Regions from separate parts of the Mus musculus genome. Here region 2 is linked to region 1. A link is a loop called in an ENCODE intact Hi-C map of the cell type or tissue named here. Cell type or tissue: left cerebral cortex. All regions are shown on one strand.

Region 1 (2,500 bases):
TGACCCCTGTATGTCTGATATTAAAGTGAGCTTTACGAAATCAGGCAAATTATGAAGAAAAGGGCTGCTATTTTAAGTTACCAACATAAAATAATCAATGTAACCCCAACACTGTTAAGATGGAAATATTATTCACAGGACAGAATGTCCCTCAACTGAAAGGGTGGCAAGTACACTGCATACATACACACGAATTTCTTTAGACGTTTAAGGTACATTTTAGCAGTACCTTAAAACGATGTTCTCAGTCAAGGCAAAAGGACCTTAAGTTCAAGGCCACCCCAAGATACTTTAGGCTATAGTTTTTCCTCAAACTACTTTTAACATATAGAAGGTCTAAAGTAAGAACTAAAATCATTAGCTATTTTACTAGTTTATTTTTAAAAAAAAACAAAATGAGGAAGAGACCTGAGAAAGTGGCCGTGGCTTGTAATTCCAGTACTCAGGAAGCCAGAGCTAAATGAGCTCCTAGCTCAAACCGGGGGTGGGGTGGGGGCGGGGGTGTTCGGCAATTAACAAACTTGGTAGACCCTACTTTTGGCCTTTATGCGATACTGAACCTATATGTTCTCACATTTAAGTATTTCAAGGATAAGCCCGAAGAAAGCCAGAACAGTGAAAGGCTAAAACATTCTAAGCATGTGCTAATTATCCTTCCGACAAAAGGGCGTAGGGGAAAAGAGACTACGCATTTCTTTTCCTTTATGTACACCATCAAAAATTACGGGGGTAGGAGGAACGAAAAGATAGCTATAATCTGAGTTTAATTTCGCGACAAATTACAGGAAGATCACACCTTCCTACCACGCCAACGAAATATCTGACATAGACTCCGCTGCTGGCAGCCTAAGAAAGATACCGGAAAGAAAGCGAATCAAACCCTAATTTCAAGCGTTTGCTGCTTGAGCCAGATTCCCCTCTCCCCTGCATCGCCTCGACTTATGCCATCGCAGGGTTTATAAATGTTATGTCTGAAAATACAGCAGAGAGTGGGCTGGGGTCTTCCACCTCCGCAGCGAAAAAGAGAGCATCAACCCTCGTTACGTGTAACCGAGAGGCCGGCGACCTCGGAAAGCCGGCATGCGGCCAGTGCCCGCGGCGGCTCGGCGCTCGTGCGGCGGCCTGAGTGCGCAGCGGGCCCTGAGCTCTCTGCTGTTCGGACTCCCGGGCCAAGCTCCCACCTCCCTTCGCACCGCCCGGTGGTAACCGGCGGCCTCTCTGATTAGGCGACGCGGACCTCGATCTCCCCCGCGGGCCACACCGGGCGTGCCCGGCACTCATCAGGGCCCAGCCCCTGGCCGGGCGAGCGCCAGCTCCGCCGGCTCCTGCGATGCCGGAAAGCCCCCCAACCCGCCCTGGGAACCCCAAAGAAAGGCCGGAGTAGCCCCCGTAGCCCGCGACGCTGGGGTTGTGTTCACCTCCGGCGGCTCCGGCTCGCTGCGGCTTCTCTGGCTTCTCCTCTCCCGCCTTCCCGTCCGCCATCTTCCTCGCCGCGGCCTCCCCCTGCAGCCCGGGCAAGAACGTCACGGCCCCGCCCAGCAACCACAAAGCTTCGGGCGGGCCAGCGAGGCCGCAGCCTAGAGAGGACCTGGAACCCGAGACGGGGACGGATGTGACGTCGTTGGCTGGAACGAGGTGTGTGGTGACGGCTATGGAGGACTGGGCGGTGGGATGGCACGTCCGGGTTAGTACGGACTCACCGATCGTGGAACGGTGGGTTCAATCCTAGGTGCTTCCACGCTCAGCGGTGGTCGCGGCTGGTCCTTCATTTTACGGGATAGGGCTGTGTTCTTACAGAGAAACGTCAGCAGTTAACGGACGCTGTCTTAGTGTTGACACCGTCCAGTGCGGTCCGGTGTGCAATTATCGTTTCCATTTGTGCAATGACACCGAAAAGAGACTTATGGAAGATCACGTCGTAGAGCCTTACGGAAATTGGGGCGGAAGAAATTTCCGCGGCTTTTGCATTCGTGAAAAATTCAGCGTGAGAGTTGTAGCAAGCAAGCAAACATTAAAAGCAGAAATAGGTATACGTGGAGGTCAAGGGCGCTTCCTGCTGTTTCAGAGGACAGTTCAATTCCCAGTTGGGTGGTCTACAGTTAACTGATAACTCCAGTTCCAGAAATCCGACTACTAAGAGTTCACACTCACTTGCATATATTCAAACACCTGTTTAAAAAAAAATACATAAAAAACAAACAAAATCCCCGGCTACACTCCGAAGGGCAGGAGCTGTCTTTCTTACGGAGAAGGGTAGTTTGCTCTACTGCAGTTTGGAGATGTCGGCTTTGTATCTACCCTATTCCACTCATCCCTTCTCTAATAACGTTTAAAATACGCCCCAGCCCAGCTTCAACGTTCGGAATTGCTTTGAATTAGAAGTTATTCACTTCTTGGTGTTTTTCAAGGAGTTTTCTTTACTCCTATAAAACTGTCTGGAGTAAAACTGTCTGCTGGTTAAATCGCCCTATTCTTTCAAGGTAAAAGTATCCGACAGAGT
Region 2 (2,500 bases), 56 kb before region 1:
TAGCTTTTCTTAGGAAAGTCTGATTAAAGGGAAAAAAAAAAACCAAAAGACCAGTAACAGTTCCTGGGTTTTCTCTCTCTCTCTTTTTTTTTTTTTTGTTTGTTTGGGTTTTTCGAGACAGGGTTTCTCCGTATATTAGAGCTCACTGTCCTGGAACTCACTTTGTAGACCAGGCTGGCTCGGGACTCAGAAATCCACCTGCCTCTGCCTCCCAGTGCGCCACCACGCCTGGCTGTAACAGTTCCTGTTACCTGCAAATGCTTAGATGGATCTTAATTGTATTGGCAACATTCTTTTTATGTGTATTCTCAAGATTTGATTCAAATATCCCGTTAGCGGTTTTTTTTTTTAAAGTACAAAGGTCATGAAGCCACACCCTGTACAAACCTGTATCTGAATCTCTTGGGAGAAAGATGCTCTCCATTTTTACCCTTCATTTCCTTCATAGACGATGGAAACACTCTAACCACTGTCTGGTTTCTTGAGCCCACTGCCACCTGCTTGCTCCTTACCTGTGGTACCACAAACGTTTAAAAGCGTCATAGATAATGTGTGTGTCTTCTAGGCAGAAATAAAGAAAAATAGCTTCTTTAACTAAAGTCATTGGGTTGGGAAGCCTGGAACCTTCTAGCTTCAAGGAATAAGCACAAAGCGTCCGGGCATTACAAGGAAACGGGATTGAGAGTTACTTCTGCATGTTATTTAATCATCTAAGCAATCTGGACCTGCATAGTCGTCACCATGGTGATGTTTCTAGAAAATTACTTAGGTAGTTTGGAGAAAATTCGTAACACTGAAGCACTTAATGCTCGGTAATACTGCGACAGTATTTGGCCCAGAGGCTCAGACAGTGGCAATCAATTGCTACAGTTTCAAACTCGGCGGTATCTGGTATATCTAGTCTCAGAGTATACAGAACAACTGACTCAGTTACCGTTTACGGGGAGGGTCTCAGGGAAACAAACAGCGAACCGCTCAAACACGTGGCTTTACAGAGAGCGTGGGAAAGGAAAGGGAGGGCGGTGGGGGAGGGCCCTGCCAAGACTTAAGATGTCTGCTGAGGACCCCCGTATCTGCCCGAGAGAGCGCGTTCCCTCTTCCAACATGTCCTCCGCAGTGTTGACGTCACACCGCCGGCTCCCTGGGAGCGCAGAGCCGTAGCGCGCTCCAATCGGGGTGGCGGCCCCGCCCCGCTCCCGCGCGTCACTTCCGGTGGTGCAGCAGCCATTTTGTCAGTCGCCAGCGGATCCCGCGCGCTGCCGAAGTGCAGTTCCCCCTGGTTACCAGGTGGTCGGTTCTTCCCCTCCGCGCTGCCGGCGGGCGGGCAGGCGGGCGCCCTCGGAGAGAGAGAGCGCCCACCACAGGCGTCGCCTTCGCTCCTCCCCGGGTCGCCGCGGCCCCTCTCCCGAGCCGCGGCGCTGTCTGCCTCTCCTTACCACTGACAGGCGCCCCCGAGGGCGCTGCCGGCGGCTATGTCAAGCGAGGAGAGCTACCGGGCCATCCTGCGCTACCTGACGAACGAACGCGAGCCCTATGCGCCGGGCACCGAGGGCAATGTCAAGCGGAAGATCCGCAAGGCCGCCGCCTGCTACGTCGTGCGCGGCGGGACCCTCTACTACCAGCGGCGGCAGCGGCACCGCAAGACCTTCGCCGAGCTGGAGGTGGTGTTGCAGCCGGAGCGTCGCCAGGGCCTCATCGAGGCGGCCCATTTGGGCCCCGGGGGCACCCACCACACCCGGCACCAGACCTGGCACGACCTGTCCAAGACCTACTGGTGGCGAGGTGAGTGCGCCGGGCCCCGGGGGCCGAGGGGGGCGGCTCGGCCCGGCCTGCGTGCGCACCCGCGAGCCCTCAAGTCTGGGGACCGGGCCGTATCCTTAGCCCGGAGGCGTGCGTGCGTCCGTTCGGCTGCGCGGCAACCGCGGGACCCAGCCGAGCCAAGCGGAGCAGAGCGGGCTGGGGACGCGAAAGCAGCCGCACTTCCCCTACAGGAAGGAGGCCCGGGAGGCTGGGGGCGGACCCTCGCCCGGGGTGGGGCTTCGGGGGCTTCCCTCGGGGCCGGGCCAGGCGGTGGAGGGCGTGGTGCGGCCTATCTGGGCCCGCCCCCGAGGCCCTTAGGGGATGGTGGGAGACCCAGAGGCAGAGGCAGACCTACCCTCTCCCTCTCCCTTCTGCCGTAGAAAAAGCTGTCCCAAACCCTGGCTGCCGTCTCCCAGTGAGTGCCGCTCGGATTTGGCCATTGGACTAGGTCCAAATGTCTGTTTCTGCAACTGCGACACAGAAACAAGGAATAATGTGGTTATTAGGACTAATGATGGCGCAGTCGCTGTGAGTCCCGGTTTTAGGGCATTAGGCAGCCTTCCAGACTGCCAGATCCTTTTTCTCGGGAGATGGGACAAGACCGACATACCATAAGAGGTTTTATTTTATTAGGAGGAATGATGACACTTGTGTCGTATGTTTTTTCTTGTTTTGAGTGTGGCACTCCTCCCACCTCAGC

Evidence for each region. A loop is a pair of places that touch in the nucleus more often than their neighbours do. Peaks named below come from ENCODE experiments on the same cell type or tissue, not always from the same donor. Only the 100,000 strongest peaks of a DNase experiment are listed, where the experiment ranks them.
Region 2: it touches region 1 in a loop (5-fold over the local background); 21 of 42 quality-filtered maps call a loop at or near these places.

What each region holds. Positions count from the first base shown.
Region 1 is chr16:56,028,185-56,030,684 of GRCm38, forward strand. It overlaps Pcnp (PEST proteolytic signal containing nuclear protein), which reads right to left and starts at 1,533. Exons shown (of 5, transcript NM_001024622.2): 1 at 1,419-1,533. The coding sequence starts at 1,482. In left cerebral cortex, no CTCF peak of the experiment used is centred here; DNase peaks (open chromatin) are centred at 956 and 1,585; H3K4me3 peaks cover 2,441 bases; H3K27ac peaks cover 1,852 bases.
Region 2 is chr16:55,972,590-55,975,089 of GRCm38, forward strand. Zbtb11 (zinc finger and BTB domain containing 11) reads left to right here and starts at 1,215. Exons shown (of 11, transcript NM_173026.2): 1 at 1,215-1,782. The coding sequence starts at 1,473. It overlaps Zbtb11os1 (zinc finger and BTB domain containing 11, opposite strand 1), which reads right to left and starts at 2,028. Exons shown (of 1, transcript NR_027965.1): 1 at 679-2,028. In left cerebral cortex, CTCF peaks have their summits at 1,297 and 1,500; DNase peaks (open chromatin) are centred at 1,158, 2,033 and 2,481; H3K4me3 peaks cover 2,059 bases; H3K27ac peaks cover 1,856 bases.